Regions from separate parts of the Homo sapiens genome. Here region 2 is linked to region 1. A link is a loop called in an ENCODE intact Hi-C map of the cell type or tissue named here. Cell type or tissue: heart right ventricle. All regions are shown on one strand.

The links. Peaks named below come from ENCODE experiments on the same cell type or tissue, not always from the same donor. Only the 100,000 strongest peaks of a DNase experiment are listed, where the experiment ranks them.
Region 2: a loop joins it to region 1, with 6 times the contacts of the local background. A loop is called at or near these places in 2 of 110 quality-filtered maps.

Annotation. Positions count from the first base shown.
Region 1 is chr4:87,487,533-87,495,532 of GRCh38, forward strand. SPARCL1 (SPARC like 1) reads right to left here. Exons shown (of 11, transcript NM_004684.6): 3 at 7,449-7,595; 4 at 6,050-7,066; 5 at 4,086-4,158; 6 at 3,228-3,346; 7 at 2,741-2,861. Among named protein-coding and RNA genes, the nearest start is that of SCPPPQ1, 20 kb to the left of the region's middle. In heart right ventricle, no CTCF peak of the experiment used is centred here; no DNase peak of the experiment used is centred here; H3K27ac peaks cover 7,286 bases.
Region 2 is chr4:87,823,848-87,831,847 of GRCh38, forward strand. It overlaps a transcript of MEPE not described here. Among named protein-coding and RNA genes, the nearest start is that of MEPE, 5.1 kb to the right of the region's middle. In heart right ventricle, no CTCF peak of the experiment used is centred here; no DNase peak of the experiment used is centred here.

The DNA.
Region 1 (8,000 bases):
CTTCATTTCAACCTTGGTGAATCTGACAATTATGTGTCTTGGAGTTGCTCTTCGTGAGGATTATCTTTGTGGTGTTCTCCGTATTTGCTGAATTTCAGTGTTGGTCTGTCTTGCTAGGTTGAGGAAGTTCTCCTGGATAATATCCTGAAGAGTGTTTTCCAACTTGGTTCCATTCTCCTCATTACTTCCAGGTACACCAATCAGATGTAGGTTTGGTCTTTTCACAGAGTCTCACATTTCTTGGAGGCTTTGTTTATTCCTTTTCATTCTTTTTTCTCTAATCTTGTCTTCATGCTTTATTTCATTAAGTTGATCTTCAATCTCTGATATCCTTTCTTCCACTTAATCGATTTGGATATTGATACTTGTGTATGCTTCACGAAGTTCTCGTGCTGTGTTTTTCAGCTCCATCAGGTCATTTATGTTCTTCTCTAAACTGGTTATTCTGGTTAGCAATTCCTCTAACCTTTTTTCAAGGTTCTTAGCTTCCTTGTATTGGGTTATAACATGTTCCTTTAACTCAGAAGAGTTTGTTATTACCCATGTTCTGAAGCCTACTTCTGTCACTTCCTCAAACTCATTCTCCATCCACTTTTGTTCCCTTGCTGGCAAGGAGTTGTGATCCTTTGGAGGAGAAGAGGCATTCCCATTTTTGGAATTTTCAGGCTTTTTGTGTTGGTTTTTCCTCATCTTCATGGATTTTCTGCCTTTGGTCTTTGATGTTAGTGGCCTTTGGATGGGGTTTTTGTGTGGATATCTTTTTTGTTGATGTTGATGCTATTCCTTTCTGTTCATTAGTTTTCCTTCTAAGAGGCCCCTCTGCTGCAGGTCTGCTGGAGTTCACTCAAGGTCCATTCTAGACCTTGTTTGCCTGGGTGTCACCAGCAGAGGCTTCAGAACAGCAAACATTGCTGCCTGTTCCTTCCTCTGGAAGCTTCGTCCCAGAGGGGTACCTGCTAGATGCCAGCCAGAGCTCTCCTGTATGAGATGTCTGTCGACCCCTGCTGGGAGGTTTCTCCCAGTCAGGAGGCATGGGGGTCAGGGACCCACTTGAGGAGGCAGTCTGTTCCTTAGCAGAGCTTGAGTGCTGTGCTGGGAGATCTGCTGCTCTCTTCAGAGCTGGCAGGCAGGAACATTTAAGTCTGCTCTGCCCACAGCCGCCCCTTCCCCCAGGTGCTCTGTCCCAAGGAGATGGGAGCTTTATCTATAAACCCCTGACTGGGGCTGCTGCCTTACTTTCAGAGATGCCTTTCCCAGAGAGGAAGAATCTAGAGAGGCAGTCTAGCTACAGTGGCTTTCTGGTGCTGCCGTGGGCTCCACCCAGTCCGAACTTCCTAGCAGCTTTGTTTACACTGTGAAGGGAAAACCGCCAACTCAAGCCTCAGTAATGGTGGATGCCCCTCCCCCCCACCAAACTCAAGCATCCCAGGTCAACTTCAGACTGCTGTGCTGGCAGCAAGAATTTCAAGCCAGTGGATCTTAGCTTGCTGGGCTCTGTGGGGGTGGGATCCACTGAGCTAGACCATTTGGCTCACTGGCTTCAGCCACATTTCCAGGGAAGTGAACAGTTCTGTCTTGCTGGCATTCCAGGTGCCACTGGGATATGGAAAAAAACTCCTGTAGCTAGCTCGGTGTCTGCCCAAATGGTGGCCCAGTTTTGTGCTTGAAACCCAGGGTCCTGGTGGTGTAGGCACCCGAAGGAATCTCCTGGTCTGTGGATTGCGAAGACTGTGGGAAAAGCGTAGTATCTGGGCCAGAATGCACTGTCTTTCGCAGCACAGTCCCTCACAGCTTCCCTTCGCTAGGGGAGAGAGTTTCCCGATCCCTTGCAGTTACTGGGTGAGGCAACACCCCACCCTACTTTGGCTCCCCCTCTGTGAGCTGCACCCACTGTCTAACCAGTCCCAATGAGCTGGGTACCTCAGCTGGAAATGCAGAAATCACCCTCTTTCTGCGTTGATCTCACTGGGAGCTGCAAACCAGAGTGGTCCTTATTTGGCCATCTTGCCAGCCACCAATGACGTTGCCATTTTTTGAGGCCACTATCTCAAAGAGAGTTTGTGGTGGCAAAGGAGCAGAGGATGGAGAACCATACCCCAGCTCTTGAATGCTTCTGCCCAGAACTCACATAGATGACTTTTTTCACATTTCCCTGGACAAAGCAAGATATATGGTCATACCTAACGTCCAGGAGGCTGACATGTTTCATCCTCTCCTGTGTCTGGAAGGGGAGGAGACCCGGAAACATTAGTGAGCACTGCTAATGTGGAGAATCACTTAGTGGTAAGGGGAGCCAAACACAATTGAGAATATCCTGGGGAAGGAAGACAGCCTTAAAACACTTCTGGAAAAATGTGTTGTCAGAGACTTCTTGGCAAAGGCTTAACTTAAATTGGGAAGAGGGCAAATAATGTAGCAAAATTCCAGTGATTCAACTCTGTGATTAAGTGGATAGCATTATCATAGTGGTTCTGAGCCCTGGCTGCACATTAGAATTGTCTAGGTTACTTCAAAAACAAATAAAAAAAACAATGTCAGGATTCCAACCTAGTTCAGTTAAATCAGAATCTCCTACGGTTAAGGCCTGAGAGTTCTTATTTTTTAAGTTTCTCCAGTTGATAATTTTTGTGTTCAGAACTACATCAGCTTTTCCCTGTTTGCATATAGATAATTCAGGCATGTCCAGATTCACCCCAAGCCCTCTCAGAGATGATGGTTGACAGGAGGGACATAATCTTACATTTGCAGGCTCCAAAATAATCCAGCTGGAGTTGATGCCCCTTTTTGGTCCCCTCCAGTCTGCATTTAGTAGCGAATAGATGACAGGAACTAGCATAGGTCTGATTGTCAGTGCCACAAACCTATGGAAGATAAGTAGAAGAAAAAGCTGATAGAGCCAAATGCTCACTGGAAGACACTCTGCTCCTTAAAGCTCATATGCTGATAACAGCGCTGTGCCAAAGATGTGGTCAGGTAGGTGAGACTATTAAAATCGTAATTGTTCCATTTGGCATCAAAAAAATCAACTAAACTGTACCAACGGTGATGACAATTTAGCTCTAGATAAGCTCAGTAGAATGAAAACTGCAGATGTTCCAAATATCCCAAATAACCAAATGATAACCTAGGTATCTACCTTTTTTAAGCAAAAATTTCAATGGCAAATATTTTTATTTCAGTCACTAACCTTTTGGAGCCACTTAAAGACTATTTTGCAGAATACTTACTTGATCAAGGGGTTTTGTTGGAGGACAAGTCACTGGATCCTGGCAGACACAGTGAGGTTTTCCCTGTTGGTCTGCCTTACAGATGTGGCCTCTTTTACACTGGAAGCTCATGCAAGAATCTAACAGAAAAGATTGGGCAGGAAGCATGGACAAAGTTAAATTGAGTATGTAAATACAAATTCACTCAACTAGTTTCATTTTCACTAATGAAGGGGAAATTTTGAAGTCCTTGAAATTTGCAAATTTGGAAGTGGGAAGACATTGGAATCCTCTTTAATTGATGTGTTAATGTCAGATGGAACCTTCTATTTTACATGATAATTTTACTGATTATTTTACATGATAATCTAGATTTCCTCTTGCAGCAGTTTGGATTGGAGATGTGCAAAGAACAGACAGCTCTTCTATGCCTGAGATGGTCATAGTCTGAAGTCCTTAGTGCAACGTTGTGCAAGCTGGTCAGAAGTGAAATAAGGCTGAAATTCAAAATGTTTGTGATAGGGGGAGGAATAAGGTCCTTTATCAAGTATGGGATATAAATTCATCAGCAAGTTACAGATTTGAGAATAAATAAGATAGAATTAAGTCTTTTCAGAAGCAAAAGGATTTAAGGAAGAACTCTAGCCCTTTCACTAATATCTCAACAGGGCTTCCAGTTTGCAAACACATTTACCCATTGTTGTATATCAAGTATGCACAAGAAAATGTCAACAATTTATGGGAGCATTTCCTTGGGGAGGACTGGGGAGAGAAAAAATTCTGTGCAGCATTCACAAAGGATGGAGGGACAAGCCCAAAGTGGCAGATTCCATTTCTTCCTTGATATAGTCACAAACAGCTTGCTTCATGCATACTCACCCACAGCATGCACCCTCATGTTGCCTTCACTTGACGTTTCCTCCTCATTTGATGAGTTCTCTGCTTTCTTGGCCTTTAGAATAACAAGAGCAAAAGTTAAAATCTACTAAGAGGAGAGCCATTACTTAATTTATATTTCCACTGTGCATACTTTCACGAGTATTTTTCATGCTCAAATCATTTCAAATCTCAGAAAGGGAAACCAGGCTGGGTGTGGTGGCTCACATGTGTAATCCCAGCACTTTGGGAGGCCAAGGTGGGAGGATCACTTGAGCCCAGGAGTTTAAGACCAACCTGGGCAACATAGGGAAACTCCATCTCTACCCACCCCCCCCCCCAAAAAAAAAAAAATTAGCTGGGCATGATGGTGCATGCCTGTGGTCCCGGTTACTCAGGAAGCTAAGGTGGGAGGACTGCTAGAGCCCAGGAGGTTGAGGTTGCAGTAAGCTGTGATTGCATCACTACACTCCAGCCTAGGAGACAGAGCAAGACTCCATCTCTAAAAACAAAACAAAACAGAAAAAAAAGAAGAAATGGAGCCTGTAATCCCAGCACTTTGGGAGGCTGAGGTGGGTGGATCACCTGAGGTCAGGAATTCGAGACCAGCCTGACCAACAAGGTGAAACCCTGTCTCTACTAAAAATACAAAAATTAGCTGGGCATGGTGGCAGGCGCCTATAGTCCCACCTACTTGAGTGGCTGAGACAGGAGAATTGCTTGAACCTGGGAGGCAGAGGTTGCAGTGAGCCGAGATTGCGCCACTGCACTCCAACCTGGGTGAAGGAGTGAGACTCCGTCTCAAAAAAAAAAAAAAAAGAAAAAAGAAAGGGAAATCAGTCACAACTGTGGAGGTAGACAGTAACCCTTGGAGAACAGGACCCATTTCTATCTTTATCAGTGAGATTTAGTGCGTTATCTCTGGGGATTACTCAATAAGACTTGGAGTCTCCTCTTTGGATTTGAGAAAACACTAGAAATGTAGTATTATCTTGTGATTTTGTAGTTAAGCCAGAGTTACATTGGAAATCTCTCTGAATTTGTTGGTAAAGCTTTCATACCAGGCTTTTAAGGTATAAGAAAACTCCTACGTTAGAGTGGCAGCAGAGTTCTCAGTAACTGAGGTTACCATTGACCTTGTGTACCAAAATCTGTGCCAAGTCCTGCTGGCACAGGACTTTGTGGCTGCCAGGATTTTGAATGAAAGCTCCAAATATGCTTCCTCCCTGCCCCGATCCTGCTGTAGTTTCCAGATTATCATTTTGGTATGTGTTTGCTTAATAAAGTAGGACCTTAATCTTTATAACTAATTCAACAAACATTGTTGGCTCTTTTGTTATGTCAGAGACATTTTGTTGGACACTGGTGATTCAACTCGAAAACAATATGGCATCTGCTTTCAAGGCATTAGAGCAGCAGTTGCCAGTATCTCCTATCCTTCAGATCTGTCATAATTTATCATTCCAGCTAGTTCCAGGGACTTTCAATGGCCAATATCTGCATTTCCGTGCCTGAAAAATCATGGAAATTGACCTGGCTCACTCAAGGGACAGGCTGGAAATGCTGGGAAATTAATACCCCTCTAGCAATCCTCAGCCAAAAGAAGTACCCTAGCTCCTTCAGTCGCCAAATGGAATACTTCTGAGAAAATGTCTTTACATGGCTTGAATGATGTTCCTTTTATTAGCTTCCTTTCCTTCTTGTGTTACTTCTGCACTCCTCTTTGTTCCCTGTGCTTCTTAAATAAACAACACTCAAATCCAAGATCTGCATCTACGGGAACTCAAATAAAACAGGCATTCTCAGCCTAATGATAGAGATAGACCTAAAAAGAAATAACTGTAATATATTTTAGTAATGTACTAGTAGACATCCATACAGGACACTGTGAGAGCACAGAGAAAGGTCATGACTGTTTATTGATAATGCTGGCTTTATTGGACAAGGACCATTTAAAATAATTTTACCTCTTGGTGCTCTCCAGGCTCAGTGGTACCTATATTTTCATTTTCATGTACTTTTTCTCTTTGCTCCTCAATTTTGAGGTGATAGGCAATGGATTGAGCTCTCTCGGCCTCCAGAAAGGCCTGGCTTGGGATGAAGTAGTCATCACTTGCACTGTGCCTGGGGCCATCAGTGCCGCCATCATCGCCATCATCATCGCCATCATCATCAACTCCATGATTTCTGGGCGTGGTATTACCATCATCAGTAGGTTCCATGAGCAGAGCCTCAGAAACAGTCTTTTCTTCTGTCTCTTTGTGGTTGCTGATAGCTTCTAGGCCAGTTTTACCCTCTTGACTCTGCCATTCAGTTTCTTGAATGTGCTTATTGACGTTCGATGCATTTTCCTCTTCCATTTCTGCATTGGAGTTATCTTCTTGTTCTTGGTTACCCTGATCAAATTCATCCTCCTGCATCTTGCTTACTTGAGTTGGTTGATCAGACTCTTCCAAAATATCATCAGATTGGGTATTGTCTTCCTCCTGCTTGCTGTTAGCATGCTCCCTGGGCAATTCTGTCTTTCTTTCTTGGTTATCATTGTGGGTACCAACTTCACCTGGCTCTTTTTCTTCTTCCTCTTCTCCATTGGAAATATTTGGATCCTGCTCTTGGTTTCCTTGATCCCTTAGGCCTTGGCTATGTTTACTGCTCCTGTTCAACTGATGATGTGAATAATTTCTAGGTTGTTCTTGGTTTTCCTCTCTCTTTGTGATACTTTCTTGTTGGTTAGAATCTGTGAAGGAACTAACACCAGGAGCCAAAAAATCAGTGTTCTCTGAGAGTTTTTTCTCCTGAGGCTCACTCATATCTTCTTTTATGTCCAATGTACCTTCAGTTGGTGCATACTCCAAATTCACACTTAAGTGACCATCACTGTCCTCTTGATCCTTCAATCCCAGCTCTTGGCTAGAACTCTTGCCCTGTTCTGCTGACTGTTCATGGCTTTCCTCTTTTGACTTTAGTACTGATGATTTTTCAGCCTTAAAAGAAAAAAAAGTTCATTCTTCAAACAAATGATAATGTAACCATATTTATGCCTAAGGTAACATTTAATATTCATTATTCTTTTTCTTCACACACTATCATGTAAACATGTTTATAATATTCCTCACACTCTGTAGCCACAGGTTTAAACTGAATTTGGATTTTATAAAATGAAACAAGTATACAGCAGCTCAGCCCAAGTAGTAAAACTCATTAATCCTCATCATTCTTCTAGTGATTGGAGGCAGTTGAGGTGATCATCATGTTTTAAAAAAATTAAACTGAGACATAAATAACATAATCTCTTTTACCATGCTTTGAAACTAAGACCTTTGGAGAATTAAAAAATTGTATTAATATAAATGATGTTACTTTTACCTTATGGTGGGAATCGTCTTCTGTGGATACTGCTGTTTCTTTTTCATTTTCTTCAGCTTCAGCCCTTAAACTGGGGATTGCAGTGTTGTCAGGTGCTACCGTTTCAGCAGTTGGTTTGGAATGATCAGATAATAATCTTGCATTTGTCTGAAAAAATTAAAAACTGGTTTTTGTTATTCATGTCTGGATGCTAATTTACAAATTTGCTAGTTACTCTTGTTGTCATCATTATTAGTAGCAATATACTTCATTTATACCAACAATTTAAAAATATTCTCTAGAGTTTTTGAGGATATAAGCAGATGCCTAGAACAGAATGTTAAGTGGAAGCAGAATCTCAATTGTGTTTAAGAAAAAGTTATTTATGCAGAGACTGGGTGAAAATAAAACAAAATGCATTTAAATAATGGTAACTTTGAGTTTTGAAATTATTTTCTGTGTTTTTTAAACTTTTGCAAAGCATTTGTACTTTACAATTTTGGAAAGTGTTGTTTAGCAGAAAGTTGAAGTCAAATAAAATTAACCATAGGATATAGTATTGTACATTTGCCT
Region 2 (8,000 bases), 340 kb after region 1:
ATGAAGCAATGACTTGGACATTTTGTTTATCCATGTACAGTGTAGCAAATATTTTCTGCCCTAGCTCTTTAAAATACTTAGTGGGTTAGAAACTCATTAACTTGATTTGTTGGTTGAAGAATAAAGGTTCTCATGCAAATTACATTCTGTTACATCCTGGTCTTTCTCAGGAGGCTTCTCCCTTGTATCTCATGGTTCCCAGGGTCCAGGAAGATAAGACCACCATTAATATGTACAGAATTCATCTTATCTCTTTTTAAAATATAAATTCTGCCCTCACTATTTTAATAAGGGGTCAGCAAGCTTTCACTAAAAAGCAAAAGTCAGCAAACTTCTTTTTTAAAAGACCAGATAGAAAGTATTCTTGGCTTTGCAGAATTTGTGCTGTCGATTTTACAGAACTAACCTACAGCTAGAACCAAGATCAAGCTTCCCCTCAGCTGGCTAAGTGGTGAGACATACCTGATCATTCTTGTTACAGAATTCTGAAAGACAGTATAGTGAAAAAGTTACCTTTAAATATTATTTATCAAAGATAATACTTCTTGCTGTGCCTAGGTCCTGGAACTGTCAGAAACATCAAATAGCTGCAGAGGGTGGATTGCTTTGCAGGCTATATGGTTTCTGTCACAATTACTCAACTCTGACACTGTAGTGAAAGCAGCCATAGACAATTCGTAAACAAATGAACATGACTGTGTTCCAATAAAACTTTATCTGCCAAAACAGGTGATGAGTCAGATTTGGCCCACAGGCCATAGTTCACTGATCCCCTTTTAGATGATTGTATAAACTATGATCATTTTGAAAATGTTGTTGTCATTAATCACTTAAGAGATAAATTGTATCTTTTTCTCTTTTCTTTGTGTTTTTTTTGTTTGTTTGTTTTCAATTTGAAGCTTTGTCCTTTGCTTCAAACTTTGTTTAAAAACTCAGGAACATTTCTGATGTTTGATAGAGCAACCTGAGGATTTTCTCCTTTCTGCAGCTACATATTTATGTATTAGTTTTATTTTTTGAGACAGGGTCTTGCTCTGTCACCCAGGCTGGAGTGCAGTGGTGCAATCACAGCTCACTGCAGGCTCGACCTCCCAGGCTCAGGTGATCCTCCTGCCTCAGCGGCCCCAAGAGCTGGGACTACAGGTGTGCACCACCACACCAGGGTAATTTTTGTATTTTCTAGTAGACAAGGTTTTGCCATGCTGCTGAGGCTAGTCTCCATCTCTGGCTCAAGCAATCCACCCTCTGCAGCTATTTGATGAGATGTTTCTGACAGTTCCAGGACCTAGGCACAGCAAGAAGTATTATCTTTGATAAATAATATTTAAAGGTAACTTTTTCACTATACTGTCTTTCAAAATTCTGTAACAAGAATGATCAGGTATGTCTCACCTCTTAGCCAGCTGAGGGGAAGCTTGATCTTGGTTCTAGCTGTAGGTTAGTTCTGTAAAATCAACAGCACAACCATTACTCCTGCTACATAAAATGGGCCATGATCAAATCCAGTACACCAAACATTCTGAGAATAACTGTCAGTGAATGCCCAATACCTGAATTACACCCGGGGTATGTCTTAGGCACACTGTATTCTCCAAAAATGACTGAAACGTTATCTCCCATTCCTCAAGCTATTCTGCAATGTGAGGCTGCCACTTCTCCATCAAGGTGTGAGGCCTATTTCTGCACCCGCTTCAATCTGACAGTTTTGACGAACAAGTGGAGAGTAACTGTGCAACAGTCCCAGGCTTAGGCCATAAAACTAGCCTGTCAATCTCTGCTTTCAATTTGCATGGAAACTTTTATTCTTAGACCAACAAATCCAGTTAATTAATTTTTAACCGACTATCTTTTTTTCTTCAACTTTTAAGGTCTGTACATGCGCAGGATGTGCGGGTTTGTTAACGCAGGTAAATGTGTGTCATGGTGATTTACTGCACAGTACCTCCTATCGCCTAGGTATCAAGCCCAGCATGCATTAGCTATTATTCCTGATACCCCACCTCCAACAGGCCCCAGTGTGTGTTTTTCCCCTCCCTGTGTCCATGTGTTCTCATTATTCAACTCCCACTTATAAGTGAGAACGTGCAGTATTTGGTTTTCTGTTCCTGCATTGGTTTGCTGGGGATAATGGCTTCTGGCTCCATCGATGTCCCTGCAGAGGACATGATCTCATTCTTTTTTATGGCTGCATAGTATTCCATGGTGTACACATGCCACATTTTCTTTATCCAGTATATCATTGATGGGCATTTATATCATTTTCTTTATCCAGTATATCATTGATGCACATTCATGTCTTTGCTATTGTGAATAGTGCTGCAATAAACATACATGTGCATGTTTCTTTATAATAGAATGCTTTATATTCTTTATATTCTTTTTTTTTTTTTGAGACAGAGTCTTACGCTGTCATCAGGCAGGGGTGCAGTGCCATGATTTCCACTCACTACAACCTCTGCCTCCCGGGTTCAAGGGATTCTCCTGCCTTAGCCTCCCAAGTAGCTAGGACTGCAGGTGCACACCACCACAACAGTTTTTTTTTTTGTTTTTGTTTTTTGTTTTTGTTTTTTTTTGCTAGAGATGGGGTTTCAACATGTTGGCCAGGATGGTCTCGATCTCTTGACCTCGTGATCTGCTACATTCCTTTGGATATATACCCAGTAATGGGATTGCTGGGTCAAGTGGTATTTCTGCCTCTAGGTCTTTGAGGAATTGCCACACTGTCTTCCACAATGGTTAACTAATTTATACTCCCACCAACAGTGTAAAAGCATTCCTTTTTATCTGCAGCCTCACCAACATCTGTTGTTTTTTTGACTTTTTAATAATAGTAATTGTGACGTGTGAGATGGTATCTCATTGTGGTTTTGATTTGCATTTCTGTAATGATCAGTGGGGATGTTGAGCTTTTTTTCACGTATTTGCTGGCCACATGTATGTCTTCTTTTCTAAAGTGTCTAATTATGTTCTTTCCCCACTTTTTAATGGGGCTGTTGGTTTTTGTTTTTTTCTTGTAAATTTGTTTAAGTTTCTTATAGACTCTGGATATTAGACCTTTGTCAGATGGATAGATTGCAAACATTTTTTCCCATTCTGTGGGTTGTCTATTCACTCGGATGATAGATTCTTTTGCTGTGCAGAAGCTCTTTAGTTTAATTAGATCCCATTTCTGACTGAGCATTTTAAATCCTGAGCTACCATATAGGAAGTCCAGCCTATTCTGCAGGACAGAGTGATCATGTGGAGAAGCACTGTGGCATATCGGATGTGCAGCTCAGTCAAGTTTTGGGATGACTCTTGCACCCCATCTCTGACTGTGCCATTTGAGAAATCACAAGTGAGAATCATGCAGCTGAGCCAAGTCAACACACAGAACCTTGAGAGAAAACAGTGAATTTGTATTTCAAACTACGAAAAGTTTTAAGGTGGTATGTTTATAGCAACAGATAACTGGAACAGGAACTGACAAGCATAGAGAAAATCTGGGTTGGTGAGAATTAAGGAATTCATGAAAAAAGAGATAAAATAAAATGATAACACAATGCAGATAAACATGGAATTAAAAATAAGCTAAGACGATATACACCCTAATTTGGTAAGAAAATATTAATACATGTTCGATACAATGAATAGCTAGCTGGTAAAAGTCCTCAAGTTCTGTATCCTGAGAAGAAGATTCTTGGTCTTGAAAAACAAAACAGCAACCTCTGAAAAAGACTATTATGAGGGTAAGAGATATTTTCCTCTTGAGGTCACACAACAAAGTTTTGCAGCCACTTCCAGCAATGTCACCATGTCCTGAAGGAAAGGGCTAGCATCATTATAATTATATTTTAACTACATCCTCTGAGTTACATTTTAAGGTGGAGTAAGACATCTCTCTAATATAAAAATAAAAGCAAATTATATTGACATGTCTTCTCTTTGCTTGTAATAGAGGAATGGGTAAACAAAAAGCCCAGAGGAATGAACACAGCTAACTTCATGCTCTGCTGTGACCCTCCATGATTCTGCATCTGGCTGAAATTTTTATGGCTTCTGTTGAAATTCCCAAATGCTGACAGAAAAAATAATAACTAAAAATAAAATTAATTTGAGGGTAAAGGAGAAAGTTGGTTGTAAGTGATGCTTTAGAAAAGGTGACCTTTTTGAGCTTAGGATGATTATTGATACTCATGAATGAACACGTTTAAAATGAAAACATTCCTTCTGCTAAAAACAGGGCAAGACTCCCAGCACACTCATTCTGGACTCTTATTTTGGATATCAGTGGGAAGTAAATACTTCTATGAAATGCCTAAAGCCTTGACCAATCTAAGCATCTGTATGGTAAAGAAGAGATTACTCAACATGGACCCCTCTGTTCTATTCACAACACTTCAAAGACTTCCCCACTGATCCAGGAGGGGAAATACTGTATATTTGTAATGTATGTAAATTAGAAGATAGAGAGTTATTTTGGCAAGTTAGAACATACAGAAAAGTATATTGTATATGTAAAACAGAAACTTATTTTAGTTAGAACATATGGAAAAGTGTATTGTGTGAGTCTGTCTAAAATGATGACAGAGAAATGTGTTACCTTAATAGAGTCAAGAATAAATTGGGGACCATGATAGCAGGGGAAAAAGGACTTCCTAGAATACTAAGTTTAAAAAAAAATGTATACCAAAGCAATTAATCCCAGAGCACAAGTACAGAAAAGATGGGTCCTAGAAATAGATGAGAAAATAAAACAAACAAACAAAAAAGCCTTATTCCTGGGTGAGAGTCTAATAGCTGGAACTGATAGTATAGGTTCCTAGTTAGCTAGCATTTTATATGATTGTTCACACTCAAGTGATCGATAAGAAATGAAAAACCCACGACAGGATGAAGCATGTTCCATGGAGTACTTCCTTCCAGATTCTCTTTGAGGAGCAACTCTGTGTGTCAGTCTGACCCAGCAAAGTCAGGCTAGGTGCATCATTGGTGGAGGTGTCCATTTTTGAACCAGGAACGAGGAACCAGAAAAAAGTTCAAGTGTCCATTTCTTTCCCTTCTCAGTTGTTTCCCATTTTTCTTTGTTTTGTTTTGTTTTCCAGTTAAATAGAGATGGTGTGAAGATACATATTTTTTTTACAGACTCCTGGTTTTAACTTCAGTTATTGGTTCCTTAGAAATGCCATGGCAAAACTCTCTATTATACAATAACCTTTAGGAAACTTATATTGAGTTTTTGAAGTTCAATTTCAACACAGAGGGCAAGTTTTAAGAGGGTAGAAGTAAAAATCTCTACTGCATGGAACTTAGGCAAAGGATCATTCTCCTAATTTTTTTTCCCCAGAATTTCTTCTCTGCAACCTTCTAGCCAGAATAGGCTCTCATTTTTTTTTGCTTTTGTCAATTGTAGGTTCTAAATTTAAAACTCAAGTTGAATTTTTTTATGTAGCTTTGAATTCATTTTAGCTTTGAGAGCAGTATATTTAGCTACTGCCAGTTCACCCCTTGGTAGGACTAGTAGCTAAGCCAGTTTTTTTCTCTTAAAACTCTATAAATTTTCTTATCCTAGAACACAGGTTTTTCTAGATCATAATTAATTTTCCATCACTCAAATGAAAGGGAAATCTTTTTCATGCACACTGAAATTTATTTGAAACTAAGAAAAATGCATTTGAGGAATATCTGAAATTATTTATAAAATTATAGCAATAAAAAAATGAACATTTCCTAAGGCACATATCAAGTGTTTGCTCTATAACTGGATCATTCAAAATATAAAGTTAATGTTATGAAACAGTGTAACAGCTTAAAACACTGCATTATATACACATTATTATAGAAATTCCTGAATTATTTATTGCTTCAATAGCATATCCAAAGTTGAAAATGAGCATTTTTTGTGGATTTCACTTGTCTTCCATTTAGAAAGCTCTATATTTCCATTCAGTCTCAGAGTTGGCTGAACACTCTTTGTTGCCTTCTTTCCTTCCTTGACTTCCATTCCCTTGTTAGCTCCTTTCTATATCACCCAAATCCTTTTTTTTTTTTTTTTTGGACTTTGCTGAAATTCTGGTCATGGATACTGTGCTCCTTATTTTCAGTTGGAGAAACTGAGGCACAGAAAAGTTCAAATTAGTTGTTTAATCAACTTGCCACAGTAAACAGGTGGTAGAGTCAGGATTTGAACTCAAGTCTGTTTGCCTCCAAAGCTACTAGAGTTCTAGAGTTCAATATTTCCACTGTCAATGACAATATTCAAATATTCTAAAATCTATGCTTGAATGGTTGTAAGTCAACAGTGGCCCCACCCAATAGCTCAAACCTAGTCCTGGAAGATGTTCTTAAAAGCAGTTCTGTAAAAGCAGAACTACTGTTTGATCCAGTAATCCCATTACTGGGTATATACCCGGAGGAATATAACACATTCTTCCATAAAGACACATGCACACGGCTGTTCATTGCAGCCCTGTTCACAATGGGAAAGACATGGAATCAACTTAAATGCCTATCAGTGACAGACTGGATAAAGAAAATGTGGTATGTATACACCATGGAATATTATGCAGCTATAAAAATGAAAGAGATCATGTCCTTTGTGGGAACATGGCTGGAGCTGGAGGCCATTATCTTCAGCAAACTAACGCAGGAACAGAAAACCAAATACCACATGTTCTCACTTATAAGTGGGAGCTAAATGATAAGAACTTATGAACACAAAGAAGGAAACAACAGACATTGGGGTCTACTTGAGGGTGAAGGGTGGGAAGAAGGAGAGGAACAGAAAAGATAACTATTGGGTACTGAGCTTAATACCTGGGTGATGTAGTAATATGTACAACAAACCCCAGGGACATGTGTTTATCTATGTAATGAACCTTCACATGTACCTCCAAACCTAAATAAAAATTTTTTTAACAAGAAGACATGAGGTGAGGGAGAGGAGGAAAAGCAGCTCTGGATACTCAAAAGAGGAACAGCAGAATTTAGATATGATAAAAAAAAAAAAAGAGAGAGTTAGCTTGACCTAGAAAAGGCACCATTTTCTCAGGTAGAACTTATGAAATACTGTTTTGTTTGTGTTTTATGTTTTGGTTTTTGTCTATTTGGAGGGTTGAGATAAATTGACAGTTTACACTTAAATCTTATTATATATCATTTGTATATATAATATACAACTGTTAAAGGTGTGTTTCACTGTAGGTAGTTCTTATCACAAAGTATAGGTTAAATAACTCTTACATAATTTCTTATTGATGCTTTAATATATAGTCATAATGTCAATGACCTTTACAGGTATTATAATATTTTTATATTAAGTGGAACCTCTCAAACTATTACAATTATTTTGGTAGCCAGTTTGGGCAAAACAAGAGAGCAGGCAATCGCACTGGAAAGGCTTATTCTAGTATAGGTTTGTTACTTGTTTCATTAAGAAATTGAGTGTCTTAAATTGTCCATCTTATAAAATTTGTCTAAATCCAAACTCACAATATTTTCCTCAAAACCATTTTCTTCTGCATTTTTTCCAATATGAAGAAAAAATCAACTTTACTCTTCCAGTTGCTCAGGTCAAAACCTTGGTGTCATCCTGATTCTTGATTGTTTTCTCACAGGCCACATCTGGTACCTCAGCAAATCCTATTACCATTTTTCCCCAAACTTCTTCAGAATATGACCACGTCTCATCATCCCTTCTGCCGCACTCAGGTTCAAGCCTCCATCATCTCTGGCTGGGATTATTACAAGAGCTTCCTAGCCATTCTCTCTGCCTTTTTCCTACTTCAGTCACTCCTCAATCATGCCTGTGCTTAAAACCTCCAAGGACTTTTCTTCTCACTCATAGCAATGTCAAAAGCATTGCAATGACCTACAGGTCCTATACCATCTGCCATCTAATACCCTTCTGACCTCATTTGTTGCTATTCCCCTTGCTCAGGCCTCCAACCAAAGTGGCCTCTTCTCTGTTCCTGGAACAAGTCACAAGGCTTTTATTTCTGGGGCACTATTTTTCTTATTTC